3 separate regions of the Homo sapiens genome follow, and regions 1 and 3 are each linked to region 2. A link is an interaction called in ENCODE POLR2A ChIA-PET data of the cell type or tissue named here. Cell type or tissue: HepG2. All regions are shown on one strand. Each heading gives the region's core, and the rest is flanking DNA. Links, peaks and the distances in the headings are about the cores only. Region 1 holds the start of NUDT17 (nudix hydrolase 17). Region 2 holds the start of RBM8A (RNA binding motif protein 8A). Region 3 holds the start of RNF115 (ring finger protein 115).

What was found. ChIA-PET counts read pairs that join two places held together with the same protein. Peaks named below come from ENCODE experiments on the same cell type or tissue, not always from the same donor. Only the 100,000 strongest peaks of a DNase experiment are listed, where the experiment ranks them.
Region 1: POLR2A ChIA-PET joins it to region 2 with 13 read pairs; 29 of 35 experiments call an interaction of 5 or more read pairs at or near these places.
Region 3: POLR2A ChIA-PET joins it to region 2 with 12 read pairs; 14 of 35 experiments call an interaction of 5 or more read pairs at or near these places.

What each region holds. Positions count from the first base shown.
Region 1 is chr1:145,841,664-145,852,149 of GRCh38, forward strand. It overlaps POLR3C (RNA polymerase III subunit C), which reads left to right. Exons shown (of 15, transcript NM_006468.8): 15 at 676-2,739. The coding sequence ends at 757. It overlaps NUDT17 (nudix hydrolase 17), which reads left to right and starts at 3,967. Exons shown (of 8, transcript NM_001012758.3): 1 at 3,967-4,169; 2 at 4,350-4,533; 3 at 4,770-4,795; 4 at 4,935-5,027; 5 at 5,587-5,685; 6 at 5,920-6,056; 7 at 6,449-6,601; 8 at 6,714-7,291. The coding sequence starts at 3,978. The coding sequence ends at 6,816. PIAS3 (protein inhibitor of activated STAT 3) reads right to left here. Exons shown (of 14, transcript NM_006099.3): 10 at 9,357-9,490; 11 at 9,108-9,276; 12 at 8,790-8,923; 13 at 8,569-8,606; 14 at 6,859-8,049. The coding sequence ends at 7,783. It overlaps MIR6736 (microRNA 6736), which reads right to left and starts at 8,982; the gene lies at 8,924-8,982. RefSeq lists enhancers at 3,041-3,170, 3,951-4,320, 4,371-4,630, 8,018-9,217. In HepG2, for the core only: CTCF peaks have their summits at 3,940 (motif pointing right) and 4,690; a DNase peak (open chromatin) is centred at 3,968; H3K4me3 peaks cover 1,197 bases.
Region 2 is chr1:145,923,931-145,933,952 of GRCh38, forward strand. RBM8A (RNA binding motif protein 8A) reads right to left here and starts at 3,554. Exons shown (of 6, transcript NM_005105.5): 1 at 3,430-3,554; 2 at 3,088-3,147; 3 at 2,879-2,956; 4 at 2,552-2,688; 5 at 2,111-2,247; 6 at 1-1,997. The coding sequence starts at 3,496. The coding sequence ends at 1,952. It overlaps LIX1L-AS1 (LIX1L antisense RNA 1), which reads left to right and starts at 2,901. Exons shown (of 3, transcript NR_147182.1): 1 at 2,901-3,016; 2 at 3,134-3,539. It overlaps LIX1L (limb and CNS expressed 1 like), which reads right to left. Exons shown (of 6, transcript NM_153713.3): 6 at 9,493-10,022. It also overlaps the pseudogene GNRHR2. RefSeq lists enhancers at 2,490-3,689, 2,629-3,568, 3,371-3,420, 3,661-3,810. In HepG2, for the core only: a CTCF peak has its summit at 3,287 (motif pointing right); DNase peaks (open chromatin) are centred at 3,281 and 3,621; H3K4me3 peaks cover 2,117 bases.
Region 3 is chr1:145,818,799-145,829,284 of GRCh38, forward strand. It overlaps RNF115 (ring finger protein 115), which reads right to left and starts at 5,297. Exons shown (of 9, transcript NM_014455.4): 1 at 4,974-5,297. The coding sequence starts at 5,075. POLR3C (RNA polymerase III subunit C) reads left to right here and starts at 5,402. Exons shown (of 15, transcript NM_006468.8): 1 at 5,402-5,571; 2 at 6,959-7,125; 3 at 7,656-7,911; 4 at 8,022-8,207; 5 at 9,951-10,039. The coding sequence starts at 6,979. RefSeq lists enhancers at 5,263-5,662, 9,802-9,861. In HepG2, for the core only: no CTCF peak of the experiment used is centred there; a DNase peak (open chromatin) is centred at 5,283; H3K4me3 peaks cover 2,192 bases.

The DNA.
Region 1 (10,486 bases), core at 823-8,822, 81 kb before region 2:
CCACAACTTTACTAAATTCATTTATTAATTCTAGTAGTTTTTTTGCAGATTCTTTGAGATTTTTTATAATAGGATTATGTCATCCATGAATAGAGAGAGTTTTACTTCTGTCTTTTCAATCTAGATGCCTTTACTTTTTTTTTTTCCTGCCCCATTACCCTGGCTAGAACCTCCAGTAAAAGGTTGAATAGAAGTACAAAAGCAGACATCTTTGTTTTGTTTCTGATCTTAGGAGAAAAGCTTTTAGTCTTTCACCATTAAGTATGATGTTAGCTGTGGGTTTTTCCTAGATGGCTTTTGTCAGGCTGAAGAAGCTTCCATTTCTTCCTAATCACCACTCACTTTAAGCTTCAGACACTCTTAGTTTCTTGCTATTTTAAAACACACTAGGTCCTTTTATACCTGTGCCTTTACGTTCGTTTTCCTGATTGCAAATGAAGACTACCTTCCCCCAGGACAGAGGCTCTGTATTTTGTATTCTTAGCAGTTTGCATGGTGTCTGGCACATAAAGATGCTCGGTAAATAGCAAAATGATCTACTGGTTCTCCTGCTTTCTTTCCATCCACTCTCAAGGGTAACCAAGCAGTTATCCATGGCCACACCCACCCTAACCTCTAATCTTAAATATGCTAATGAACATTCAGTCTAGGCAAATGCCTTTACTTTTCACTCAGGTTGGATGCCAGTGAGATCCAGGTGGACGAAACCATCTTCCTGCTGGAGTCTTACATTGAGTGCACCATGAAGAGACAGTGATCCAGAAGAAGCATCTTCCTCAGAAGATCTGGGGGGATGGAAAGCAAAATAAAGGAGGTGCCTGGATGCATTATTTGCAGTGGGATAAGTCGCAGAGTCTTCAACTAAACCCCCCTCTCTATCCCCTGCAGCCCAGGATACACCTGAAAGAATTTGGCATATTTAGATCCATTGCTGTAGTCTCCCCTCATCAAATCTTGGCAGTGGGAAGAACCTTAAATCAACAAGGTTAATCATCTATCAGATGCATCTGTTCCCATAAAGAAGTTACCCACACCTATGGTTACCTATATCCCTGGCAATAGGAAACTTCCTAAGAAGTTAATTTTATTTTCAGATGTCTATGCCTGTTCTTTATTTTGTTGAGATAGGTGATAGATAGATAGATAGATAGATAATTTGTTGTTGTTGAGACAGGATCTCACTCTGTCACTCAGGCTGGGGTGTAATAGCGCAATCACAGCTCCCTACAGCCTTGACCTCCTGAGCTCAAGCAGTCCTTCCACCTCAGCCTCTGGAGTAGCTGGGACTACAGGCATGCACCACACATACCCAGCTATTTTTTATTTATTTATTTATTTTTTTGTAGAGACAGGGCCTCCCTGTGTTGCCCAGGCTGATGAACTGTAATTTTTAACACACACAGTGTAGGGAATGTGAAAGACTATCACAGAGTAGAAGAAAAAATTATTTTCAGGGTTAGCAGGTGGATTGTCCCAAGCAGTCACACTAGAATCTGTGGACTGAAGCCACATTTGCCAGCTCCAGGCTTCTAACACATCTGAAACTGTGTATGTAGAACAGCTAGCTCAATGCCTGGCATATGGTAAGCACACAGTAAATTAGCGCCTTCCTCTTCTCCATGGTTCCTTAAAACTGGCAACGCTAAATTCTCTCTCTCAGTATCACGGATATAATTTGTCCCAGCAGCTTTAATTCATTTAAAGCAGTTAGATGTTTTATAATATCTTCAGTTTTCTCTCACCAATGTGTTTTCTAATTGTTTAAACACTTGAGTGTCAAACAATTGCCAGCCACCATACTAAACACAACATACAAGGATAGATAAATAAGACACCATCTCTGCCCTCAAGCCAGTCACCATCATTTACTAAGCACCTGTTTTGTGCTAAGTACTGGGGTAAGCCTTGGGGATATAAAGATTAATAAATTTTGAGCATACAGTCTAGTAGGAGGAGACAAATAAGTACATAAGTACCAGGAAGTATTAGGGGTGCTACAGTAGAAGAGTAAACACTATGTACAGAGAGGCCAGAAAGGGAAAAGGGTCAGGCAGGGAAGGGAACACAGAGAGTGACAATGTATAGTTTGAAAGATGAGGATGCTTTATTTGCAAACTATCTTAACAAGGGATTCGTAACCAGAATATATAAGGAGCTCAAACAATAGCAAAAAGAACAATCCAACTTAAAAATGGCCAAAAGATCTTAATAGGTAGTTTTCGAAAGAAGATACACAAATGGCCGACAGATACATCAAAAAATGTTCAACATCACTAATCAGAGAAATGGAAATCAAAATCAATGAGATAACATCTCACCCCAATTCATTACTTTTATCAAGAAGAAAGAATGAATGCTAGTGAGGATGTGGAAAAAGGAGAGCCCTGCCTGGTACACTGTTGGGAATGTAAATTGGTACAGCCACTGTGGAAGACTACAGAGGTTCCTCAAAAAACTAAAAACAGAACTATGCTCCAGCAGTTCCACTACTGGGTATATATATATCTCCAAAAGGAAAGAAATCAATGTATCAAAAAGATACCTGCACTCCCATGTTTATTGCAGCAGTATTCACGATAGCCAAAACATGGAATCAACCTAAGTGCCCATCAATAGATGAAAGGCTAAAGAAAATGTATTATTCAGCCATAAGAATGAATGAAATCCTGTCATTGGCAGCAACATGGATGGAATTGGAGGTCATTATGTTAAGTAAAATAAACCAAGCACAGAAACAAATATTGCATGTTCTGTCTCACATAGGAGCTAAAAAAGTGGATCTCAAGAAAATAAAGAATAGATTGGTAGTTACCAGAGGCTAGGAAGGATGGGGAGGATGAAGAGAGGTTGATTAGTGGGCACAGATAATACAGTTTGAAGAAGTAAGACTGGTGTTGGATAGATCAGGGTGGCATAGTTATTAATTTACTGTACATTTCAAAACAGCTAGAAGATAATTTTGATGGTGCCTAAATCCTGTAATCCCAACACACTGGGAGGATCAGTTGAAGCCAGGAGTTCAAGAACAGCCTGGGCAACAGTGAGATTTCATCGTTACAAAAAAATTTAAAAATTAGCCAGGTGTGGGTAGTGCACATCTGTAATCACAGCTACTCAGGAGGCTGAGACGGGAGAAGCGCTTGAACCAGGGAGGTGGAGGTTGCAGTGAGCTGAGATGGCGCCACTGCACTCCAGCCTGGGTGACAGAGCGAGACTCCGTCTCAAAAAAAAAAAAAGGCCGCGCGTGGTGGTGGGCGCCCTGTAATCCCAGCTACTACTTCGGAAGCTAAAGCACGAGAATCGCTTCAACCTGGGAGATGGAGGTTGCAGTGAGCTGGGATCACACCAGTGCACTCCTGTCTGGGCTGTAGAGTGAGACTCTCAAAACAAAACATCACTCTGGCAGCACTGTAGAGAATGAACTGGTAGGGGCAAGACTATTTGGAGACTTGCAATAATATTTCAGGCAAAATACGAGGAAGGCTTAAACTAGGGCAATGAATGAAGGCTGGAGAGAACATGGGTTTGAGGAAGTTTAAGGAGATAGCATCTGCATACTTGGTTGCCATTTGAGTGAAGTGAAAGGAGAAGTGGTATCGAAAATGTTATTTGGTGTGTTTCGCTTGGAGATAATTAATTCGAAGTGATGCCTGCTGTAACAGGTGTGCATAGTGCTGTAGAGGATGCTTACAGTTCAGCTTAGGGCTGGTTGGAAGTAACATGTGGGTCCTGAAGTCATTCGGTCTGGGGGTCATTGTCCTAAACAGAGAAGATAGGAAGGAATAGGAGCTGAGCATTTAGAGGTATTCTTCTTTGTGGTTTAATATTATACCCATGGGTCATCCTCAAAAGATGTGCCCTTATTTCCCCGGGGACTTTCGGAAACCCCGCTACGACCCCGCGGAACGTTCCGAGGGGAAGCTTCTCTAGGCCACCAGAGGGCGCCAGGCGGGCCGCAGCGACTCCAGAGTCGCGTTATGGCCGAGGTGCGGGTGCAGCTGCTCCTGTCCCGGCGTCCGGAGTCGGTGAGCTTCGCACGGAGTGTGTGTGGCCTCCTGGGAGCCGGACCAGGGCTCGGGACGTGGCCCATTCACTGCAGCTTGAAGCGAGGACGGCTTGTCCTCTCGAGCAGGCCCTTCCCAGGCGCCTCCGCTAGGCTTCCGCTCCAGGTCGGCAGAAGGGGGCCCCAGAGCGGGGGCAGTGAAGGGCCAAAGATGGGGACTGAAATCGGGTGGGAACTGGCGGCGAGGACCCCGCCCCCAACGCGCGGTGTAGCCCCATTTTTGGAAGTCACGCCCACCCAGTGCCGCCCTTCTGAAGCCTTAACCCAGCTGGCTTCCTTCTGCCAGCGACCCCCTTTCTGCCCTTTTGCGGCCCTGGAGGAGCGGCCCAGGGTCCCTGGGGCTGAGCTGCCCACAGATCGAGGTGTGGACCTGGGTGTGGCCGTCATTCTGCAGTCCAGCGACAAGACTGTCTTGCTAACCCGAAGGGCACGCACCCTGAGCGTTTCCCCCAACCTCTGGGTACCCCCGGGTGAGTATTCTGGGGACAAGGCCCCAAGTACAGAGAAGAAATTTGCCCTTTCCCCGCAACAATGTTTTTCCCAGTCTCAGAAGGATAAAGTGGGCCCCAAAATGTGGCATGTTCATAGTCACAAGGGACTGCAACTCCCTCTGTGTCCACTGGAGGGGAGAGGAGTGTCAACAGTGAGTGGGGGCTCCCTGGCCAAGACCACCACCATTCACCTACTGGCCCCACTGTTGTTGCAGGTGGGCACGTGGAACTTGAGGAGGAGGTAACCAGTCAGCTGATCCAACCTGAGCCAAGAGACCCATGCCTGGGACCATCTTGGGTGTGGGCTGAGGGAGAGGCAAGCAAAAGGACTTGGAAGAGTCAGGCACTGGCCCCTCTGATGTGTCTTCTCTGACTCCCAGCTGCTGGACGGAGGGCTTCGAGAACTTTGGGAGGAGAGTGGACTACACCTGCCCCAGGGCCAGTTCTCTTGGGTCCCTCTGGGTTTATGGGAGGTGAGACAAGTAGCTGGGAGAAGCTCCTCCATAGATCAGCCCCTACCTGCCTTGGCTACAAGGGAAACAATAGCACATAAGTGGGCTGGAATCCCCAAATCCATAACCCTCACCCATGTCCCTGCTGTGTCATCTGTACCATCCACGCCCTCAGCTTTTGGCCACCATTTTGTTTCACCCTAAAGCTGTATTAACAAAGTCTCAAAAAGTGACACAAAGGGCCGGGTGCGGTGGCTCACGCCTGTAATCCCAACACTTTGGGAGGCTGAGGTGGGCGGATCACCTGAGGTCAGAAGTTTGAGACCAGCCTGGACAACATGGCGAAACCCCGTCTCTACTAAAAATACAAAAATTTTAGCTGGGCGTGGCGGCAGGCGCCTGTAATCCCAGCTACTCTGGAGGCTGAGGCTGGAGAATTGCTTGAACCCAGGAGGCAGAGGTTGCAGTGAGCCAAGATCACGCCATTGCATGCCAGCCTGGGCGACAAGAGCGAAACTCCATCTTAAAAAAAAAAAAAAAGTGACGGAAAGTTCTCACTTTTGCTGTTTTCTTTTCCTAGTCTGCCTACCCTCCTAGGCTGAGCTGGGGTTTACCCAAATACCATCACATTGTTCTGTATCTACTCGTGATCTCCCAGGAATCACAGCAGCAGTTGCAGGTAGGGCTGGCAGTGAGGGAAGGAAACAGGGCTCAGGGGAGCCCAAGCAACCTGGTTCTGACTGTGATTAGGAGCTGGGCGGGGGTGGCGGGGGTAGTCAGAGATAACGAAGAATATGCAATGCCCTTTCCCCTTGCTCCTGCCTTTCTCCATGAAACCTGCGGGTAGGTTTTGATCACGAACAGGCAGCCCAGGGAGAGGCAATGACTGAGGGGTCACCATGTCTGACCCCAGGCCCGGATCCAACCAAACCCAAATGAGGTGAGCGCCCTTATGTGGCTGACACCAGATGTAGCTGCTGCAGTGGCTGCCGCAGAGGATGGGACAGAGACACCCGGACTTCTCCCCCAGGACCTACCACCCTCTGTCCTGTAAGTAAGAGCTTCTCCCTCAGCCTCTAATACACCAACATATTCATGTTGAGAAGTTCAGCGTCTATCCTGTCCTCAGGATGGAATTTTGTGTTGTGGGGGAGATTTAAGGAGAGTGGGTCAGCTGATAATTAAGAAGGTACATGAAATCTAAGACACTGACCATCAAACCCCAAAGATTCTTGCTCTAACTGGCTAGCATTGAAGGTCTAAGTGTCAGTTCTAACACAGGGGCAAGTCATTTAACCCTCCTTGAACCTGTTTCCTTTCTGCAAATGAGGTCAACACCCACCCACCTCCTGTGGTAGTTGGGAGGATTCGGGGACCTAACATATATGTAAGTTCTTTGTAAGCTACAAGGCACAGCCCCAACAGGAGTTGTCACCATGCAGTGCAGTGGAACTAGAGGAGGATGGAAGAGCCCGACCTCTGGTCCTGCACATGTCCACCCTCCTGCGGATGATCCCAACCATGGCAGAGGACAAAGAGAGAGTCAGCACTGGAACCAAGTTTGCCCTCAAGCTCTGGCTGCAACATCTGGGCAGGTAAAAGTGAAAAAGGACTGGAGAGCTCCACAGTACTGGGCTGGAATGGTCTAGTTTTTACAGGCACGGGGGAAAGCAGGAAAGGACAACCTCTCTTGGAATTCCTCCACAGAACACCCCCACCGTGTAAAAGTGCAGCTTACCTGGACCCAGGGCCAGCAAAGGAAGAATGGAACATGGACCCTCTTCCCCCAAACCAGGGGTCTGGAAAGTGAAGTGTAAAATCCCCTCCCTAGCCCATCTCCATGACACTCACAGAACATTCACAACCTTTATTATGGGTGAGAGCTTCACTACAACTTTAGAAATAAAAAGTAAAATTACAACATAGGTCCTAGGCCTTGGCGAGCCTGAAAAAGAAGATTGGGAAGGAGGGCACAGGGTCCTTCCACCTCCCTGGAAAGGTGCAGAATGAGCCAGGCCTAACTACAGGGCCATGAGCCTCTAGAAGCTTAGGGGGGAATAAGAAACACTGTGAACTTAGATATATAAATAGAGAGAGACCCAAGCAATAGGCCGGGCCTGACTCCCAGACCCCTGCAGATCATGGCTAAGGCCTTACATCCTCCTCTGTCATACTGGAGTAGGAGGCAGGGGAAGTCATCTTTGGAGTATTTTGGTTTTTCTTATTTATGTACAAAAAAGTCCACATCCACAATCCAAAATAAAGTTCTCTGTCCATCTCTGAAACTGCCTGTCTCAGTTTTTCCACCTGTCTGTTTGGCCGAAGGGAATGGAATAGACATGAAGAGACAATGGATGTGAAGAAGAAATAGAGCCATGGGTTTGGGTAATAAGAAGAGAGAGCATTTGGGGTTCAAGAGAGGTGCCCCTTCCCCAAGAGGCTCTAGACATAGTCAAGGCTGAGGGTTCAGCCCTTCTCCTAGCTCACATACCATCCCATTTGCCTCCCACTGCCTAGGTTAACATACCCAAAGGAATGTGCCACCATCTAAAGAACATTTCCAGAAACAGACCCCAGTGTCCTTAAAAAGAGGTTAAATATTAACCCTTTGGGTGCTGGCCTTGTCAGGCAGAGATGAGGCCAAAAGTAGGCATCTGTGAAGGTCTGTCTGGCCCTTGGCCAGAGCCCCCAGAGGGATCAGAGTAGCTGGGGTTGGGACTCCACAGCATACTTGCTCAGTGTTGGGGGACAGCGAAGTTTCCATAATCCAGGGAACTCAGTCCAGGGAAATGATGTCTGACCGACAGCCAGTCAAAGAGGGACCTGAGGGCAGGGGTCCTCCATGCCCCTCCCTCAAGGCCCCCCCAGGGGCCACAATGCTGCTGACACGGCCAGGAGGGGGCGCCGGAGTGGCGCTGCAGTGGGAGCTCCCCAGCGTGGGGGCCAGTGGGCCCAGAAAGTGAGAAGGGGTCCCTCGGTACTGGAAGAAGTGGCCAAGGGCATCCTGTTCATCTAGTGAGGTGATGACAGAGGGGCCATAGTGCTAGGAAGAATCAAGGGCATAGTTTAAGATCTCAATCCCGACTTCCCCACCTCCCAGTCACTCATCTCAGAAATGCCGTATGAGAGCAATCAACCCCTGTGGATCCGAAGGTATTCTCTTGAGAAGCAGGAGAGCCTCTCCCTCTTTCCCCTACTTCCCTACACCCTTCCCCTTTCCCTGCCTTGAGAGAGCTCCTCCAACTTGTTAGGTTCTTGGCTTTGTGGGCGTCTGAAATGTGTGGAATGTCCGGTTAGAGCAGGCATGGTGCTCTAAGTGCACACGGGGGTAGGGGTGAGTAGGCCAGGGCAGAAAAGTAACAGGGGATCTAGGAAGGAGGCCTAAGTAGGAATCTCAGGAACTACCAGTGGGGCTGAGGAGATAATAAGATACCTACACCCCACTGCCCTCACGGGAAAGCAGATTTACATCCCCAGAGATCATAAGAGAGGGAGGGGCCCCATCAGTGTCTAGAAAGGAAGCTTCAGAGATCTGAGACCTTCTGAAGAAAGAACCACTTACCTGACTCTCTGTCTGAAGAAATGAAAATAAATCTAAACCTGGCAGGAAAAGAAAAATCAAAATTAACCTCCTATCTGACCCCTTTACCACCAAAAGACAAAGCACTGTGGACTGTGGCCCCTTGCAGGAGAAGCAGGAGGCTTTGAGAAGGAACAGGGGTTCTGATGTAGCTCTGGGGAGGGTGTGGCAGTGCAGGGTCCATCTTATGACCCATGTCATACCTTGGATGTCGGCTCCCAGTGGGAAGGCAGGTGGGTACTCATGTAGTGGGAGACTGGACAGGAAATCCCCACCCAACGTGCCCATAGCAGGGCTCCTTAGCACCGAGGATGGCTGGTGGCCAGATGTCAGGACTCTGTGGGTAGAGAGGAGCTGAGGCAGCCAGCAAACCACAGATGCCCTCACCCAGCTCAGGTCCCCAGGTTCCCTCTCTGTCCCCTCCACATTTCTCTTGCCCCAGGCTTTGTCCAATGATCAGAAAGCAATCCTGACTTCTTCCCCTGTCCGTTTTGCTGTAGACTCAGCCTATTTTCTCATACCCTTTGCTTCCAGGTAGGGCCGGGATGGCAGCTGAGGTGACAGAACAGTGCTTCTTGGTAGGGGGCAGATCCTCCTCATCTGATGAGCTTTCTATTGTCAAGTCAATAACTTCGACCTTCTTCTTATTCTCTGATGGATCTCCCCCCTGGACTGGGCTGTACTGGAGGCCTGTGGGTATTAAGAAGACTACGTCTCAGAGAAGAGGCCATCCAAGATTTAGCTTAGCTGGGGAACAGGGGGTCACTCACCATCCAGCCCATACCCTGGCGGGGGGCAAACCTCAGATGCCTCCTTCTTGGGTTTCATTGGGCACCAGGATCCATCTTCCATGAATTGGATCTCATCACAATCTGAACAGGAACTAAGAATCTCCATAAATAAACTGGGGGAAGAGAGAGATGAAAATTCACGGGGCTGGGAGATGAGCAGAACAGTAGCCAGAGTTCTGTAACTCACCTTCCTGTATCTCAGTTTCCTCATCTGTAAAATAAGAACATTATCCATCCTACTGGACCGCTCTGAGTTGTTGGAATCAAATAACACAAGGTATGTAAAAGAGCTTTGCAAAGTAAGTAATAGGTTTTAAAATAAATACAATCTGAGGCTGGGTGCAGTGGCTCACGCCTTTAATCCCAGCACTTTGGGAGGTACAGGCAGGTGAATCACTTGAGGCTGGGAGTTCAAGACCAGCCTGGCCAACATGGTGAAACCTCATCTCTACTAAAAATACAAAAATTAGCCAGGTGTGGTGGCACATGCCTATAATCCCAGCTACTTAGGAGGCTGAGGCACGAGAATCGCTTGAACCCAGGAGGCAGAGGTTGCAGTGAGCCTAGACCACACCACTGTTCTCCACCCTGGGAAACAGAGCAAGGCTCTGCCTCAAAAAAAAAAAAAAAAAAAAAGCCGGCGTGGTGGCTCACGCCTATAATCACACTTTCAGAGACTGAGGTGGGTGGATCACCTGAGGTCAGGAGTTCGAGACCAGCCTGGCCAACATGGTGAAACCCCATCTCTACCAAAAATACAAAATTAGCCGGATGTGGCGGCACATGCCTGTAATCCCAGCTACTCAGGAGGCTGAGGCAGGAGAATTGCTTGAACCCAGGAGGCAGAGGTTGCATGAGCTGAGATCACGAGACTGTGCCATACCACTCCAGCCTGGGTGACAGAGTGAAACACCGTCTCAAAAAAAAAAAAAAAAAAAATCTGAGCACTTACGTGTAGTATAAGGAACAAAAGGAGCAGAGACACAGAAGTCCATAAACCATCTCCAAAAGGCACTGGGTCTTTGGCTTTCTAAACACTTGTGTAAAAATAAATAAATAAAGGCACTAGGGGCCAGGCATGGTAGCTCATGCCTGCAATCCTAGCACTT
Region 2 (10,022 bases), core at 1-8,000:
TTTAACAAACTTACTGTTCAGCATCATATTCAAGCCTAAAAGGAAGATAGGATTTTCAAGATATATTTCCAACTTCTTTAACATGGCACCATGGATGAACTGTTTCTCAGCACTGTGCTGCTTCACTTGGAATTAAGGATGAATTGGGAGGAGACAGTATGACATAGGTGGGTAGGTTGGGTGGTGAGGGGAACCAGTTCTAATAGTCCTCAACTCCACTCCAGCTGTTCCTGTTCCACACGGTCCACTGAGCTGGCCCAGTCCCTTTCACTCAGTGTGTCACCAAAGGCAGCTTCAAGGCTCAATGGCAAGAGACCACCTATAACCTCTTCACCTTCTGCTGCCTCTTTCTGCTGCCACTGACTGCCATGGCCATCTGCTATAGCCGCATTGTCCTCAGTGTGTCCAGGCCCCAGACAAGGAAGGGGAGCCATGGTGAGACTCCAATTCCCAGGCCTTAATCCTTAACCCTAGACCTGTTGCCTCTAGCATCATTTATTTATCTACCTACCTAATAGCTATCTACCAGTCACTAAACCATGGTGAGATTCTAACCATGTCTAGCACCTGATGCTAGAGATAATTTTGTTGAATCCCTTCAATTATAAACAGCTGAGTTAGCTGGACAAGGACTAGGGAGGCAATCAGTATTATTTATTCTTGAACACCATCAAGTCTAGACTTGGTGGCTTCATATTTCTATCATAATCCCTGGGGGTAAGAAATCATATAGTCCCAGGTTGGGAAGGGGAAAACGGTTTGCAACATTCTCCTCCTTGTAGGAGGCGAGCTCTGTCTCACTAGCTATGCCCCTCCATCAATTCACCCTATACTCAGATCAGAAGCTGAGTGTCTGAATTACAGTATATTTTCTAAATTCCTAGCCCCTGCTGGTGAATTTGCCCTCCCCCGCTCCTTTGACAATTGTCCCCGTGTTCGTCTCCGGGCCCTGAGACTGGCCCTGCTTATCTTGCTGACCTTCATCCTCTGCTGGACACCTTATTACCTACTGGGTATGTGGTACTGGTTCTCCCCCACCATGCTAACTGAAGTCCCTCCCAGCCTGAGCCACATCCTTTTCCTCTTGGGCCTCCTCAATGCTCCTTTGGATCCTCTCCTCTATGGGGCCTTCACCCTTGGCTGCCGAAGAGGGCACCAAGAACTTAGTATAGACTCTTCTAAAGAAGGGTCTGGGAGAATGCTCCAAGAGGAGATTCATGCCTTTAGACAGCTGGAAGTACAAAAAACTGTGACATCAAGAAGGGCAGGAGAAACAAAAGGCATTTCTATAACATCTATCTGATCCTAACAGAGTATGTAGGAACAGAATAGTAAGTCTTTAGTGCCATAAGATCTTAACATCTCACTTCTACTCCTGCTCTCCTAGTTCCCCCCAAAAAAGAAATACTGACCAGTGTCTCTACTTTAAACCCTACCTGAAACTTGAGACTATGTCTAATATAGAAACTCACATAACTAGCCCAGGTAACACAGCAAGACCCCATCTCTACAAAAATATTAAAAATTTAGCTGGGCATGGTGGCATGTGCCTGTAATCCCAACTACTAGGGACAGTGAGGCAGAAGGATGGCTTGAGCCCAAGAGTTTGAAGCTGCAGTGAGCTATGATCAGCTGCAATCCACCCTGGGTAACACAGCAAGACTCTATCTCAAAAAAAAGAAAAAAAAGAAATACATAGAGTTCAGTCCCTAGAAGTATCTTCACAATGATCCATACAGCCTTGCTATGCTTTAGAACTTTCAATTTTAGGACAGGAAAGTAACATTAAATGTAGAAAACAAAAATGGAACATTTATTCGCAACTCAAATACTACGCATATACGGTAAGAGATTAAATATAAACACAGCAAGTTCCACCCCAGTCCTATTTGTCCAAGGCTGCATGGTCAAATGGAATCTTGAAGAGAACACCTGGACAACAGAGGACCTGTCAGCGACGTCTCCGGTCTGGACTTCTGCTGCGTCTTCGGCCACCTCTAGGGAAAAAGAAGCAGGGAGAGGAGTCCATTAGAGGGACATAATACTAAGTCCTCATTCTGTTTCGTTCGTATTCCCTTCACCCAGACAGTATTTGCCCTCTTCATTTTACCTCCTCTTGCCTTTTGGTGGACCCCGAACAAAACACCAGTCAACGCTGATGGGCTGTCCCATCAAATCCTGGCCATTGAGTCCCTCCATAGCAGCCTGGGCTTCCTTGTATGTTTCATATTCAACTAGAGTATACCCCTGGGGAAAGTGAAAAGACAGATATGAAAACCCTCCTATTTCCCCAAGTATCACTGAGTATCTTTTTCCTCAAATCTAAACTCAGAAAAATCTACACACTTTAAACAATGAATGTACATCATATATCTCTACTGTATATATACATCATCTCCGTTTCTGTCTCTTTGGCGTGTCTGACAAAACATAGATTTCCAATGTCATTTTATTTCAACTTTGCTCTTGGCCAACCACAGCAAACACAGAACTACGAATGCTACCTAAGGCTTATGAAAGAAAGGAGGCAATAAAGTGTCACTTAGGATACCTTCAGATATCCTGTTCGCCTGTCGAGGTTGAGATGAATGTTTTTAATTTCCCCATATTCTGCGAATTTGTCGTGTATGTCTTCTTCGGTGGCTTCCTCATGGACTCCAGTTACAAAGAGAATCCAGCCTTCAACAGCTGTTGGGGGACGGGGGGAAGTTGTATGAGTACATGAGAGACACTTTAAGCAGGCTCACAGGAATAGAGTGAGTGCGGACTCAGATTGTTTAAGCTATCTCTGAACCCATTCCTACTGCGTTTAACTATTTTATTGGTTTCTAACTACTACCACAGACACGGATACCTCACAGGTTCCATTATTACTCACAGCGTTGTGGTCCGGGTTCATCGCCATCCTGCTCCACGCTGTCATAATCCTCACGCATCCGCGCTCGGGACCCCTCTTCTATAAGGGACATACACGAGATCACCGAAAACTCCTCCTTTCTCCCATTGTTCCTATGAGGTGGGTGGGGACTCCAAAACCCGTAGCTCCTGCCCTACTAGGCCACTCTACCCCATTTTCCCCACACTCACCGGAGCCAAAGCCGCGACCCTTCCGTTTCTTCGCTTTTTCTTTCAGTTTGTGAATGCTCTCTGGAACCCCAGAAGATAAAAGAATAAGTAACTATGACAGTCATTTGTAACAATCGTCTCTTTCCCAATACACTACCAGCAAGCCGACCCACACCGCCTCCAGTCTTAGTGCCTTCCCGGTCACGCCCTCCCTTCTCCTGAAGGGGGCGGAATCTCTAATCCACCCAAGACCCGGTTCCTCGATTCCCATCCTTACGACCGAGGAAAAAAGAGTAAATTTTCCTATTATAGCCTTCTCTCGCACCTTCCCCGCTTCCCACCAGCCGTCTCCACTGTCCTCACCGTCCCCATCCTCATCCATGGCGAAATCTTCGCCCCCAGCCTCGTGAAGATCTAGCACGTCCGCCATCTCGCCTTCGATCGAGATCTCGTCTGTGCCGCTCAGACACTAGGTACCTCGGGAAACTGTCGCAGAGGGGAAAGGTCGCCAGTCAAGCTGACCAATCAAAGGCTAACTCTAAATCCCTCCCTCTGCACGGTAAAAACACGCAAATTGGGGCGGGCCTAGTGCGGAAAGATACCGGAAGTGTTTCTGTGGCCATCTTGAACAGATCGCAAGCTAAATCATCCATCTTAGGAGGTACAGACTACAGGGGGCCGTGGCTTCCTCTTAACCGCGGCAGCTGCTGATAAATACTGTACTATTAACAGTGAGGCCCGGCGTAATTTCCTTATTAGAGGGCTTCTTTACGTCTCTTCATCCCAAACTGGGAAATGGTAATTGAAGAAACCCTTTTCTTTCAAAAATCCCAGGCCTGTACCCTGTCTTTAGGCAGCGTGGTGTATGATAGGAGCGTTTTTAAAAAATAGTTTGATCAGCAGTGAGGGCATAAAGAGCTGCTTCTGGAACCTGCAGCACCAAATTTCTCTTCAGGAAACTAACAGACTTGGTTGCAATACGGTTGGTGAGACAGATATCAATTTTTTTTTTAAATATAAAACTCCCTGCCTGTAATCCCAGCTACTAGGGAGGCTGAGGCAGGAGAATCGCTTGAACCCGAGAAACGGAAGCTGATTAGCTGGGCGTGGTGGAGTGCACCTGTAATCCCAGCTACCTAGGAGGCTGAGGCAGGAGAATCAGTTGAACCCGGGAGACGGAGGTTGCAGCGAGCCGAGATCTTGCCACTGCACTCCAGTCTGGGGGACAAGAGCGAGACTCTGTCTCAAAAAAAAAAAAAAAAAGTGAATAAGAGTAAAACGAAAAATAAAATTTAAAAAGCGATTAGGAGACACTAATTCATTCTCCACAGTAGGTACTGTGATCATTTTAAAAATCAGTTGGTTACATACCTACTAAAAATCCTTGTTGTTGTTGTTTTGAGACGTAGTCTCGCTCTATCACCCAGGCTAAGAGTGCAGTGGTGCAGTCTCGGCTCACTGCATCCTCTGCCTCCCGGGTTCAAGCAATTCTCCTGCCTCAAGCCTCCTGAGTACCTGGGACTACAGGCGCCCTCCAAGCCTCCTGAGTACCTGGGACTACAGGCGCCCCCCCCCACACACACACACACACCCGGCTAATTTTTGTATTTTTAGTAGAGACGGGATTTCACCATGTTGGCCAGGCTGGTCTTGAACTCCTGACCTCAAGTGATCCACCAGCCTCCACCTCCCAAAGTGCTGGGATTACAGGCGTGAGCCACTGCGCCCGGCCTAAAAACCCTTTTTGTTAGAGGGGTTTGGTTATACTACCCAGGCTGGCCTGAAACTCGCCTCCCAAGCATCTGGGACGACAGGGGTGTAACCATGCACCCGGCTCTTTCCTTGGCATTTTGCTGCACTTAGAATAAAAATTCAAACTCACAAAGCCTGCTCTGCCTGTGTTTTCAACCTGTTCAACCACCGTTCTTCTCCTTCACCCATGAAGCTCTCCTTGCTCTTTCGCCCAACTGTGGTGTGCTCTTTCTCATCCCAGGGCTTTTGCAACTTGGTTTGTTTTGTTTTTGAGACGGAGTCTCACTCTGTCACTCAGGCTGGAGTGCAGTGATGCGATCTTGGCTCACTGCAACCTCTGTCTCCTGGGTTCAAGGCTTCTCCTGCGCCAGCCTCCCGATTAGCTGGGACTACAGGCGTGCGGCACCACACCTAGCTAATTTTTGTATTTTTAGTGGAGACGGGGTTTCGCCATGTTGGCCAGGCTGGTTTCTAACTCCTGACTTCCGGTCATCCGCCCTTCTCGGCCTCCCAAAGTGTTTGGATTACAGGCATGAGCCACTGCTCCCCGCAGCTTTCTGTTCCTGGTGCTCTTCCTCTAGCTTTTCACATATTGGGTTCGACCTCATTTTTTTTTTTTTTTTTTTTTTTTTGAGATGGAGTATCGCTCTGTCACCCAGGCTGGAGTGCAGTGGCACGATCTCGGCCCACTGTAACCTCCACTTACTGGGTTCAAGCGATTCCTCTGCCTCAGCCTCCGGAGTAGCTGGGACTACAGGCACGTGCCACCACGCCCAGCTTTTTAAAATTTTTTTAGTAGAGACGGGGTTTCAGCATATTGGCCAGGCTAGTCTTGAACTCCGTACCTTGTGATCCACCCACCTCGGCCTCCCAAAGTGCTGGGATTACAGGCGTGAGCCACCGCGCCCGGCCGAGTTCGACCTCATTTTTAAGATCTCAATAGTACTGTCACCCAAAGGGGTCTTCTCTACCCTCCTGTCTTTAACTGTGTATTTCCTTCACAGAACTTAAATCAGAATCTTCTTTCATTCTTTTTTTTTTTTTAAGACAAGGTCTCACTCTGTCAACCAGGCTGAGTGCAGTGGTGCAATTATGGCTCACAGCAGCCAACCTCCCAGGCCCAAGTGATTCTCTTGCCTCAGCCTCCCGAATATCTGGGACTACAGGCACACGCCACTGCACACGGCTAATTTTTAAAAAATCTTTTGTAGAGACGGAGTCTTGCCATGTTGCTTAGGCCAGTCAGAATCTTTAATTACCTTGTTTACTTTCTAACTTGTTTATTGTCTGTTTTTCCCGTTAGAATGTAATCCTTATAGCAGAGATAGTTATTTACAACTAAAATCCCTGAAGTTTAGCCCAATGTCTGGCTCATGGTAGACATTTGGTAGATACTTATCGAATGAATGAATATTAGAATGGCAGGAAATTCTGTCTGCCCGATGCTATGTGACTGGAAAATAAAGCTGGAAATACAGTTTAGGGTCTGCTGTGCTAAGGATTTTGGAATTTATCCTATAGGCAAGAAATTTACCTACTTCAAATATTTGAGTATTCATGGTTTTTAATATTTGAAAATAGCCTCCATACTAGTTGTTGCTTATTATTTTTCCTTAAATAGACTGACTTTAAACATAAATTTACACTGAAAGGAAAATCAGTATTTTTCTACTACGAATTCAGATAAAAGCACAACTATTAAAAACTGTTTGCCCATCTATCATCTAAAATCATCTCAGGAACACATATAAAACTGGGAAATGGTAGGCCAGGCATGGTAGCTCATGCTTGTAAACCCAGCACTTTGGGAGGCCGAGGCAGGTGGATAGTTTGAGTTCAGGAGTTCAATACCAGCCTGGGCAACACAGCAAGATCCACCTCTACAAAAAATTTAAAAAGAATTACTTGGGTGTGGTGGTGTGTGCCTATAGACCTAGCTACTCTGGAGGTTGAGGTGGGAGGATTCCTTGAGCCTGGGAGGTGGAGGCTGCAGTGAGCCAAAATCACGCCACTGCATTCTGGCCTGCTCATTAGAGTGAGACCCTGTCTCAAAAAAAATAAAAAAAAACTTTGGGAAATGCTGCTAAAGGTAAAGATAGTTCAGTGATGGCTTAAGCAAGGGAGTGTCACAGTCATAAGTATTTTATAAAGAAATATGACAGTAGTATGGAGGATGTTAAGAATGGAGGTGAAGACCAGCTAGGAAGCTATTGTAGTGATCCAGTCTGGAGATGAGAAAGGACCAAACCTAAGCTCAGGCAGTAAATATGGACAAAACATATTAGGAGGTAGGCCAGGCGCAGTGGCTCACACCTGTAATCCCAGCACTTTGGGAGGTTGAGGCGGGCGGATCACCTGAGGTCGGGAGTTCGAGACCAGCCTGGCCAACATGGTAAAACCCCATCTCTATTAAAAATAAAAAAATTTGCCACGTGTGGTAGTGGGTGCCTGTAATCCCAGCTACTTGGGAGGCTGAGGCAGGAGAATCTCCTGAACCCAAGAGGCAGTGGATGCAGTGAGCTGATACTGCACCATTGTACTCCAGCCTGGGCAACAAGAGCAAAACTCTGTCTCAAAAACAACATATTTACATTATGGTAGAGGAGTTGAGGGTGGATCTGAGGTGTGTGGCTTAGGTAACAGTGTAGATAATAATTCTAATAATAGATCGGCGGGGCATGGTGGCTTACGCCTGTAATCCCAGCACTTTGGGAGGCCCAGGCAGGTGGATCACCTGAGGTCAGGAGTTCGAGACCAGCCTGGCCAACATGGTGAAACTCCATCTTTACTAAAAATACAAAAATTAGCTGGGCGTGGTGGCGGGCGCCTATAATCCCAGCTACTCAGAAGGCTGAGGCAGGAGAATCGCTTGAACCCAGGAGGCAGAGGTTGCAGTGAGCCGAGATCGCGCCATTTCACTCCAGCCTGGGGGACAAGAGCAAGACTTCGTCTCAAAAATAATAATAATAAGAATAATAATAATTCGAATAATCTAGAGAGTCAAAGAGGAATGAGTATGGAGAAATGTTTTTTATTTTCGATATGTTTCAAAGTGCTTTTGTCATATTCAGATGGCCGTGTCAAGTATGTGGAAAGTAAATGTAAAAGCTTAAAACAGGTTGGGGAGGAAGAAATAGATTTGAGAGTCATGTGTATAGTGGAGTTCAAGTCACCATAATGGGTGAGATTGCCAGTGGGAGTAGGTAGAGCTTGAGGAGAAAAGACCAAGGACAAACTCCAGGTTAAATATCTGCAGAAAGGGAGGCAGGCTGCCTTATGCAATCATTTCTACCACCCCAAAAATGCTAATAAAATTTTTTTTTTTTTTGAGATAGAGTCTCACCCTGATGTCCAGGCTGGAGTGCAATCACTCAGTCTCGGCTCACTGCAACCTCCACCTCCTGGGTTCAGGTAATTCTCCTGCCTCAGCCTCCCAAGTAGCTGGGATTACAGGCGCCCACCACCATGCCCAGCTAATTTTTAATTTTTTTTAGTAGAGATGGGGGTTTCACCATGGTGGCCAGGCTGGTCTCGAACTCCTGACCTCGTGATCCACCCGCCTCGGCCTCCCAAAGTGCTGGGATTACAGGCATGAGCCACCGCACCTGGCCTAAAAATTCTTCTTTAGTATATATGTAAAAGAACAGGGATGTTTTAGAGCTTCTTGTGGGGAAAAGAAAGGGAGACCAGATTGTTACTGTGTCTGTGTAGAAAGAAGTAGACATAGGAGGCTCCATTTTGTTCTGTACTAAGAAAAATTCTTCTGCATTGAGATGCTGTTAATCTGTAACACTACCCCCAACCCTGTGCTCCCTGAAACACGTGCTGTGTCAACTCAGGGTTAAATGGATTAAGGGCTGTGCAGGGTGTGCTTTGTTAAACAAATGCTTGAAGGTAGCATGCTTGTTAAGAGTCATCACCACTCCCTAATCTCAAACCACTTCCTAATCTCAAGTACCCAGAGACACAAACCACTGAGGAAGGCCGCAGGGATCTCTGCCTAGGAAAGCCAGGTATTGTCCAAGGTTTCTCCCCATGTGATAGCCTGAGATATGGCCTCGTGGGAAGGGAAAGACCTGACCGTCCCCCAGCCCGACACCCGTAAAGGGTCTGTGCTGAGGAGGATTAGTAAAAGAGGAAGTAACACCTCCTTGCGGTTGAGACAAGAGGAAGGCATCTGTCTCCTGCTCGTCCCTGGGCAATGGAATGTCTCGGTGTAAAACCTGATTGTATATTCCATCTACTGAGATAGGGGAAAGCCACCTTAGGGCTGGAGGTGGGACATGCGGGCAGCAATACTGCTCTTTAAGGCATTGAGATGTTTATGTGTATACATATCCAAAGCACAGCACTTAATTCTTTACCTTGTTTATGATGCAGAGACCTTTGTTCACGTGTTTACCTGCTGACCTTCTCTCCACTATTATCCTATGATCCTGCCACATCCCCCTCTCCGGGAAACGCCCAATAATGATCAATAAATACTAAGGGAACTCAGAGGCTGGCGTGGATCCTCCGTATACTGAACGCTGGTCAGCTGGGCCCAGTTTTCTTTCTCTATACTTTGTCTCTGTGTCTCTTGTTCCACCTAACGAGAAACGCCCACAGGTGTGGAGGGGCAACCCACCCCTTCACTTTTGTAATATATAGGTCTCAAGAAAGAGTCAGTCTGGCTCACTAGACAAAAATCTATTTTTAATTGTATAAAATTATACATATAAAATACATAGAATGTACTAAGAAGATGAGTAAAATCTTTGACACCAGAAGTGGACAGATCAGGAAACAATTTTTCTCAAGTTATTTGGGATCTTACTGGTTGGTATTTGAGAAAAATAATAAATCCAGGAGGTACGAGGGCAATTCTTCCCACAACTCACACCCCTTAATCCACACGTCCCAGAGAAAGGAGAAACAGGAGTGTTGATGAGTGCCAGCTTATAAATGTCAAACAGACACACCTGGTGTGTCTAGCTGTTTTTGCCTTTACTCCAACCCGACGTGTTTCATGGAATACAAACATGGGGCTTCTACCCCAGCTCTCTTCTGATTAGTAAGAAAAAAAAAATGATAGGGCCTGGAGAATTCAAGGAAGCCCGTTTCAAGCACTAATAAAATTGTAGCTGGATTCCTTACCTCTTACCCAACATGATTTCAAAAGCAAGAAAGTTGCCTTTCATCTTGCCCCTATCAAATCCAAAAGA
Region 3 (10,486 bases), core at 1,539-9,538, 100 kb before region 2:
ACTGAATGAAATTGAGATGCGAAAATCCATACAAATAAATGATAAACGAAACCAAAAGTTGGTTCTTTCAAAAAATAAAATTGATAGACCACTAGCTAGATTAATAAAGAAAAAAAGAGAGACGATCTAAATAAACACCATCAGAAATGACAAAACTGACATTACCACCAATCCCACAGAAATACAAAGAACCCTCAGAGACTATTACAAACACCTTTATGCACACAAACTAGAAAACCTAAAATTCCAGATAAATTCCTGGAAACATACAACCTCACAAGACTGAACCAGGAAGAAACTGAAATTCTGAACAGACCAATGACGAGTTCCAAAATTGAATCAGTAATAAAAAACCTGGCCAGGGCCATGGCTCATGCCTACAATCCCAGCACTTTGGGAGGCAAAGGCAGGCGGATCGCTTGAGCCTAGGAGTTCAAGACCAGGCTGGGCAACATGACGAAACCTTATCTCTCAAAAAAAAAAAAAAAAAAAAAAAAAAAAACAGCCAGGTGTGGTAGCACATACCCGTAGGTCCAGCTACTCAGGAGGCTAAGGTGGGAGGATCACCTGAGTCTGGGAAGTCGAGGCTGCAGCAGTGAGCCGTGATCATGCCACTGAACTCCAGTATGGGCGACACAGTGAGACCCTGTCTCAAAAAATAATGAAAAATAAAAAACTTACCAATCAGAAAAGGCCCTGGACCAGACGGACTCACAGCCAAACCCCACCAGACACGAAGAAGAGCTTGTACCAATCCTACTGAAATTATTCCAAAAAATCGAGGAGGGACTCTTCCCTAACCCATTCCATGAGGCCAGCAGCATTCTGATACCAAAACCTGGCAAAGACACAATGAAAAAAGAAAACTCCGGGCCAATATCCCTAATGAACACAGACACAAAAATTCTAAATAAAATACTAACAAACTGAACCAGCAGCACATTAAAAAGCTAATGCAGGCCAGTGTGGTGGCTCACACCTGTAATCTCAGCACTTTGGGGGGCCAAGGCAGGCAGATCACTTGAGGTCAGGATTTCAAAGCCAACCCGGCCAACACGGGGAAACCCCATCTCTACCAAAAATACAAAAATTAGCCAGGTCTAGTGGTGCAAACCTGTAATCCCAGGTATCTGGGAGGCTGAGGCACGAGAATCGCTTGAACCCAGGAGGCAGAGGTTGCAGTGAGCTGAGCTCGTTCCACTGCACTCCAGCCTGGGCTAAAGAGCAAGACTCCATCTCAAAAAAATAAATAAATAAAAATTAAAAGCTAATCTACCACAATCAAGTAGTCTTTACTCCTGGGATGCAAGGTTAGTTCAACATAGGCAAATCAATAAATGTGATTCATCACATAAACAGAATTAAAAACAAATACCACATATCAGGCCAGCCGCAATAGCTCATGCCTGTAACCCCAGCACTTTGGGAGGCTGAGGCAGGCAGATTGCTTAAGCCCAGAAATTTGAGACCAGCCGGGGCAACATGGCAAAATCCCATCTCTACAAAAAAGAAAAAAAAATTAGCCAGGCATGGTGGAACACACCTATCTACTACTACTCAGGAGGATATAGTGGGAGGACACATTGAGCCCACAAATTCAAGAACAGCCTGGGCAACAAGACAGAATAAATTCTGTCTCTATTTAAAAAGAAAAAAAGAGGCCGGGTGCAGTGGCTCACACCTGTAATCCCACCACTTTGGGAGGCCAAGGTGGGCATATCACAAGGTCGAGATGGAGACCATCCTGGCCAACATGGTGAAACCCCGTCTCTACTAAAAATACAAAAATTAGCTGGGCATGGTGGCACGTGCCTGTAGTCCCCACTACTTGGGAGGCCGAGGCAGGAGAACTGCTTGAACCCAGGAGGTGGAGGTTGTAGTGAACCGAGATCGCACCACTGCACTCCAGCCTGGTGACAGAGCGAGACTCAGTCTCAAAAAAAGAAAAAGGGAATATACTGTATATTTGAAAATTGCTAAGACAGATTTTAAGTGTTCTCACCACGCAAAAATAAGTATGTGAGGTAATGCATGTTAAATAGCTTGATTTAACCATTCAGTGTATACATATATCAAATCATGCTGAACACTATAAAAAATATAGTATACAACTTTTAGTTGTGAAAAAAACATGATTTATTAAATATTTCTCCCTTCTTCATCAACTCCCTCTTCCTTTTGCTACCTCACAGTCTTTGGAATTCTCAATCTGAAATGTACCCATCCCTCAAAACTCAATTTAAATCCCACTGGCCACACCAATGCTATGAAATTCCCCTCTCTGAATCCTAAAGCACATATCCTCATTCCCTTTATGCTGTTACTTTTTCTATGTTTGCCTTGTCTTTCCCCAAAAGCTGTAAGATCCTTAAGGGCAGGAGCCACATATCACTCCCTATCACCTCCAGGACACTCAGCAGAGAACCTTGGATATATTTAGGAAGAATCCGGTTATACTCAATTGTGTTAGGCCTCAATTTACAAATCAGATATGACAAATAATATATCACACCAAAAAGATCAAGAAACTTCTCCAGGCATTAACTAAGGCTTAGAAAAACACCTATTCAGCTTTTCAAATTATCCCTTTGAAGTAAGGACTTAAAGGTGAGAAGAAAAGATATAATCAATTGGGGAAGTTTAGACTGTCTTCTCACTCTTTTTTTTTTTTTTTTTTTTTTTTTGAGACAGGGTCTGGCTCTATTGCCCAGGCTGGAGTGCAATGGTGCGATCTCAGCTCACTGCAACCTCTGCTTCCTGGGGTCAGGCAATCCTCCTACCTCAGCCTCCTGAATAGCTGGGACTACAGGTGCATGCCACCACACACACGGCAAATTTTTTTATTTTTTGGTAGAGACGGGGTTTCTCCATGTTGCCCAGGCTAGTCTCGAACTCCTGAGCTCAAGCGATCTGCCTGCCTTGGACTCCCAAAGTATTGGGATTACAGGCCTGAGCCACCACGCCTGGCCAACTTCTCACTCTTAAAGGCAAAATAGTGAACAGCAACTTAAAGATCAAAAAAGCTAAGGATGGAATATTCAACAAGGCATCACATTCAACAACACACCACTGGTCACACACATACTGGCTGAATTCCAGACTCCCTCTCTATGGTAGAAGAGTTCTGCAGGCTCTGATGTTGGCTGGAAAAAAACTAGACACCTGCTCTTCCCAGCACTGAAATATGGCCAAAAAAAAAAACATAAACACACAGCAAAATCAGCAAACAAAGCTAAGTAGCATTTAGGCGGGGAGCAGTGGCTCACGCCTGTAATCCCAGCACTCTGGGAGCCCGAGTCGGGTGGATCACTTGAGGTCAAGAGTTCGAGACCAGCCTGGCCAACATGGTGAAACTGCATCTCTACTAAAAACACAAAAATTAGCCAGGGTGCGGTGGTCGTGCACCTATAGTCCCAGCTACCCGGAGGCCGAGGCAGGAGACTCTCTTGAACCCGGCAGGTGGAGGTTGCAGTCAGCCGAAATCATGCTCCTGGGTGATAGACAGAGGCTGTCTCAAAAAAAAAAAAAGAAAAAAGAAAAACAGCTAAGTAGCATTTAGATGAAACTATGACTCTGAAGTAGGGGGTGCGGCAAGTAGAGAGGAAAGAATGTATCATAATGCCTTAAACAAAACTTTTGAGTGAGAGAAGACTATAAAACACCCTTTAAGCACTTATTCACTGGACTCCATTTGTGTTTCTAAGAAATAAGATATACAGACTCACTTCAGAAGGTTTTCTCCTACACTGTATCTGAGACACCATAAATAGAAACATACATTATGTTGCCACTCTATCACAAGACTGAACCTGGACACTTGTAAGGAAAGGAACAACCATAAAGACAGTTGGCCAAGGACAGGATTGACATTCACTCTGGGGGAGCTCCTCGTAGTAGCTACAACCCAACCCAAAACAGTTTCTGGGTTTGTGATGCTGGTGCTGGCTAGTATGCTGCATAAATGTTGTTTGTTTTTGTAGAGAGGGGTCTCACTCTGTTGCCCAGGCTGGTCTCAAACTCCTGGCCTCAAGCAATCCTCCTGCCTCGTCCTCCCAAAGCACTGGGATTACAGACCTAAGCCACCGCGCCTGACCTACAAAAGTGTTTTCTTCCCAACCACAGCACTGCCTCTCAAGGGGCTAACACTCTGGCAGAAACTCGTGAAAACCAATTTCACGTCAGAGGAAGCATCCCCAACATTCTGTCCCGGCTCTTTTTCTTAGGTGAAGAAAGGGACAGGGCGGGGGGCGGAACAATGATATTAAAGACACTGGCAGCATGACAACCAAAATAAACGAAGTTGAAACAGTACGTCCTGCCTTCTTCCTAAAGCCATTTCCTTCAACAGTGATAGGAGTGCAGACCGTCTGCAAGTCATTAGTACGCTGCTGTCTTCACTGTCACAAGGACCCTGGAAACCACTGAAGAGCAAAATCCCCCTTTTCGCCCCACAGATACCTTCCAACCCCCTTTCTGTGCTTCCTTCCCTAGAAAAAACCGAAGAGTGACAATCCTCAGCAATCCGCTATTTCGCTTCACTGACAAGGGAGGTGGCGGGGGCGGTGGGGGGTGAAAAGTGGAAAAGAACACAGAGGAAGGTGAGAAGACACAGTGGAAGAAGTGTGGGGGGAGGTCATCGTAGGAAAAAGACCAGGTATAAAAGAATGCAAGAAAATTGAGGGGAGAGTTATCAGAGGGAAACTTGCTAAGAAAAAAAAAAATTAAGGACACGGGAGGTAAAGAGGTGAGGTCAGGTGGAGCAGCCCAGGATGAATTAAGAGGTGGGCAGGAGGTACGGGGCCGAGGCCGTGATGCCCAGGGTTTAGGGCCGGCGGCTTAGAAGTGGGCAGCAGGTATTCGGCAGACCGATGTCGGGCGAGTCAATGATGTGCAGAAAGCTCCAGACCCAGTTCCGGGAAATCGGGGCCAGGAATCTATGAGGTTCCCAAGTATAGAGAACACAGCGCTCTTACCGGTAGTTTGGGGCTGACCTCGCCCTTGCAAAAGTGGCAGAAAAACCGGTGGGCGGCTACAGCGGCGCCCGAGTCCGCCCCGGCCGCCGAAGCCTCCGCCATTTTTGCCCTCCGCCGCGGCCGTCCGAGAGGGCAGCCGGCCCGTCCCTCGCCAGGCCGCTACCTCCCGAGCTGCAGTCGTCGCCGCCGCCGCCGCCTCGGTGCGGCCCACCGCTTCAGAGCCCGCGTCGGTCACGTGAGTTGGCCAGGCCCAGAAACGCGGCGGCGCCAACAGCTACCCTGCGGCCCGCCTCCCAGCACCAAAGAGGCGCAGGAAGGAGAGACAAACGGCCCGCCCGCCGGCTCCACAAACAGCCCCTCGCTGGTCCTCCAGTCTTCCAGCGAGAAGAAAGAAAGAGCGTCCCCGGAAGCCGCCGAAACTCTGGGGTAGAGTGGCACGCGCTTTTTGCTTTTCCGCGTCTTCTTCGGTGGCGATCCGCGTCCTAGAAAGGGCGGTGGGCTCCACCTCGGCCTAGAAGGCCAGCGGGAGCCGTAGGAAGCCGTCGCGGGAAGCTCAGCCGAATTGGAGTTGGAGCCCCCGGATTGCGCTGACCCTGAGGTTAGTGGAAAATGCTGTCTGAACGTGGCGGCACTGACTGGACCAAGAGACCACGTCCGAAACGGGAACCTGTGTAAAGGAAGTGTAGAGCTAGGAGCCAAGCGCCTTGGAAGCCCTTTCCGAGGATGGCAAAGGATCTGGGAATGCTTCTCCAAAGATATGTGGATGGACGAAATAGGTCTCTGGTGATACTGAGGCGGGGTGGGGACGGGGAGGCAAAGACTTGGCTTCTTAGGAATTGGAAGAAATAAGTAAACAATGTTTGGTAGCAATTTGTAATAAGGAAGTAATCATAAAATTAACTACGTCCGTTTCTGATTGTGTCAACTTTGTCAAGGAGTAGAAGTTTAAGAATTGAATACTGTCCTGCAAACAACGTAACCTCATCTCCTGTTTGACACACCCTGTTGAGAAGCAGTCCTTTACCTCCTAAATTTCTTTTTCGAAATTATCATTTCCTTTATGGACTGAGAATAACACTGCCTGTTCACTCCCACCGAGCTGTGAACAGTGACCTTAATTCTTCCAAGCAGTGAAGTGTAGAAACTAAGGTCTGTGACAGACCGCAAAATCATCTCCCAATCTTTAAGGAAAATCAGAATCACGCATAATCCCATAGAGATAAATTTGATGCATAGTCTTTTCCTATGCATACATTTTTCCTTTTTTTTTACAATAATTGAATTTTTATATTTTTTCAGCTTGCTTCTGTCACTTAATATATTATGAGTAATTTTTTTTGTTTTTTTTTGTTTTGGAGACAGAATCTCGCACTGTCGCCCGGGTTGGAGTGCAGTGGCGCGATCTCGGCTCACTGCAACCTCTGCCTCCCGGCTTCAAGCGATTCTCCTGTCTCAGCCTCCCTAGTAGCTGGGATTACAGGCACCCGCCACCACGCCCAGCTAATTTTTTTGTGTGTTTTTAGTAGAGAAGGGGTTTCACTATATTGGCCAGGCTGGTCTCAAACTCCTGACCTCATGATACGCCCACCTCGGTCTCCCAAAGTGCTAGGATTACAGGCCTGAGCCACCGCGCCAGCCTATTATGAATAATTTTCTACATGAATACGCATCGTACTAAATAACTTTAAATGTTGGTGTAGTATGCCATTGTATGGGTATGGCATCATTTATTGTTAGACGTTAGATTGTTTCCACTAAGTCGGTATTATAAAGAGAACTAATGACTTCATTATTATTAGCTTTTTCTTTCTTTGGACACAATATCCAAAAAGAAATTGTTGTTTCAAAGATATGCAAGATTTTTAAGGCTTTTTGATATGTATTGTCAAATTGCCCTCCAGAAAGAATACATGAATTTACACTCAGCAGCTCTGCTTCCAGCGTGAAAGACTTTCTATTGTACCATTTTGGTGTTTTTTCCCTAGCTCTCAGACTCCCCAGTACAATGACTCAAGCAGAAATTAAGCTCTGTTCTTTGTTGCTGCAAGAGCATTTTGGAGAGATTGTAGAAAAAATTGGAGTCCATCTGATAAGAACCGGCAGCCAGCCACTAAGAGTAATTGCCCATGACACAGGAACATCACTGGATCAGGTATGTCTAAATGACATTCATTTTCTCTCATTTCTTTCACTAATTTATTTCACCCACCTTTGAATATTGTTCTTCTCACCCCAGAAAAGGAAAAATGAAGAAAGCCTGCCCTTGGAGCAGAACAATGTTATTTCGGGGAGAAAAGGATGAGACTTAGACATCAACATTTTGTTTCTCAAAGTGTTCCTAGTTCATCACAGCTTTTAGGCAAATCTTTGCTCTTCCCATGCCGTACCTCATTTATTCACAATAAGTCTATTAATCTCAGTACTGCCTTTAAGGAATGAGAATGATGAAAGTAAATTGTGTTTTGAGAGATAAGGATCAGAGGAAATATAGCAAGGAATCTTCCTGATTTATTGTATTGATGTGTGATTCTTATTAGCTCCTCCAGTGGAGAGAGGAAATAAGTGCAGAAATTATCTAGCCATTTTCTGATGCTTACTAAGCTGTTGGACAAAAAATTGCCAGCAGTAATGAGCTATATCTTCAGGTCTTTCCTCTCTTTCTTCTCTTTATGTTCCATTTAGGTGAAGAAAGCCCTGTGTGTCCTCGTCCAACATAACCTGGTGAGTTATCAAGTGCACAAACGTGGTGTGGTGGAGTATGAAGCCCAGTGCAGCCGGGTATTGCGAATGCTTAGATATCCCCGGTACATCTATACTACCAAAACTCTGTACAGTGACACTGGAGAGCTGATTGTTGAGGAGCTTCTGTTGAACGGCAAACTGACAATGTCAGCTGTTGTGAAGAAAGTGGCAGACCGGCTCACAGAGACCATGGAGGGTCAGTATGGTATCCATAGCTGTTAACAAAAGCATAGATCAGCTGGCTATGGGAGTGAACCCTGAGCTATCTTAGGCCATCTCATCTGCCTTTTTCCTCCTGTTATACAGATGGCAAGACCATGGACTATGCTGAAGTATCAAACACATTTGTGCGACTGGCAGACACACACTTTGTACAACGCTGCCCTTCGGTACCTACCACTGAGAATTCAGACCCTGGGCCACCACCACCTGCCCCCACACTTGTCATTAATGAAAAGGACATGTACCTGGTTCCTAAACTCAGCTTGATAGGTAAGGAATTTTAACCCCTGGAACTGTGACTTGCCTTAATTGTGGATTCTTCTTGATTGTCAAGTGTATGAAATGTGATTGTATTTACCAAGTATTTGCTATGTGCCAGACATCGTGGTGTATAACAATGAAAAAATCATGGTCTCTGCCATGGGGCTTTAGTATAGGAGACATACATTAATCGGAAAATCACATCGATATATCATTAAACGGTGATAAGTACTATGAAGGAAATATTCCTATGAAGGAACTGTCATAGTATTATGAGACATGCATTAATCAGAAAATCACATCAGTATATAATTAAACTGTAATAAGTGCCATGAAGGAAAAGTATGAGGTGTTATGAAAATATATAATGGAGACTTTGGGAGACTGAGGCAGGCGAATTGCATGAGGCCAGGAGTTCGAGACCAGCCTGGGCAACATGTTGAAACCCCATCTCTACTAAAATTATAAAAATTAGCCAGGTAGCCGGGCATGGTGGTTCACGCCTGTAATCCCAGCACTTTGGGAGGCCAAGGTGGGCGGATCACGAGGTCAGGAGATCGAGACCATCCTGGCTAATACCGGGAAACCCCGTCTATACTAAAAATACAAAAAATTAGCTGGGTGTGGTGGCGGGCATCTGTAGTCCCAGCTACTTGGGAGGCTGAGGCAGGAAAATAGCATGAACCCGGGAAGCGGAGGTTGCAGTGAGCCGAGATCGTGCCACTGCACTCCAGCCTGGGCAACAGAGCCAGACTCCGTCTCAAAAAAAAAAAAAAAAAAAAATAGCCAGGTATGGTGGCATACGCCTGTAATCCCAGCTACTCGGGAGGCTGGGGCAGGAGAATTGCTTGAACCCAGGAGACAGCGATTGCAGTGAGCCAAGATTGCACCACTGTACTCCAGCCTGGGTGACAGAGTGAGACTCTGTCTCGGGAAAAAAAAAAGAAAAGAAAATATATAACGAGAGACGGGATTCATCTGGGAGTTTAGGCCTCATGTTTCTTTGAGAAGGTGGCATTTGAGCTAAGATTTGAAGTAGAAGCTAACAGTGAGGTAACAGGAAAAGCATTTTTGGCAGAGGGAATAGTATGTAGTAAAAAAATAGCATTTGAGGAAATGAAAGAATGTCAGTATAGCTAAAGCATTGTAAGCAAAGCAAGAGAGGCATGAGGTAAGGTTAGAGACATAGCTAGGCAGGGGTCTGATCTCAGAAGCTAATCAGGATCAACCTGCTTAGTACTTGGATGGGAGACAGGCAGGGGCTGAATCAAGTAAGACCTTATAGAGCATCTGTTCTTTATGCTAAGAGCAAAGGAAGACCACTGAAGGATTTTTAAGGAAATGACATGATCTAATTTGCACTTTCAAAAGATTTTTTGTCTACAGAAAGGATGGGAGAATGGGGCAAAGGTAAATGTTGACAGACTGGTGGAAAATGAAAGAGAGAGGGTGAAGGAAACAAGTACTAAGAGTGACATCTGTGTGTCTGACTTGCACATGTGGGAGGATGATATCACTGGCCATGAAAGAGAGCATTGGAGGAGAAAGACTATAAGACTCTTTTTGAACATGTTGAGTTTCAGATTATTTCATCAGTTACTTGAGTTTCTTATAGCTCTTCAGCCCCCTAAGCAACTCTGATCTAGAGGCAGCTACAGATGTCTTTGGAATGAAAGACACCTGCTCTCATGTTTGGTCATTTCCTGTCATCATATGAGATATAGTCTAAGTGTTTAATTGTTTGTTTGGCAGGGAAAGGTAAAAGGAGGAGATCATCTGATGAAGATGCTGCTGGGGAGCCCAAGGCCAAGAGACCAAAATATACTACAGATAACAAGGAGGTAATGGGGCTTCTTGATTAGAAGTCCTCACCCTGAAGCAGGCCAGAAAGAGCACTCAGATAACAAGCCCCAAGAGAGCTTAAAGCTTCCTGAGCTAAGAAGCAGTAGGATTATGAACCTCATTAAATATTAGGAATAGACTAACAAAGAATGAACCATTACTGTCTCCCTTCTGAGCCTTAACTTAATTCTTTCATTGAACAGAGGTAACAGCTTATGTAAAAAGGGGCCTAGAAAAAGTTTAGGTTGCTCAATATGGCGAGAACCTAAAGACCTACAGGGGCCAGTGATGAAAAATGGGTCTAAAAACTATACATAGGCCTGAACTCATATTCAAATGCCTTCTTAGCGTACCTATAAAGATGTCAGTAAGCATCTCAAATTTAGTGTGGCCAAAACAGAATAATTGATTCCTCCTCCCAAATATCTTGCTCCCTCATAAACTTC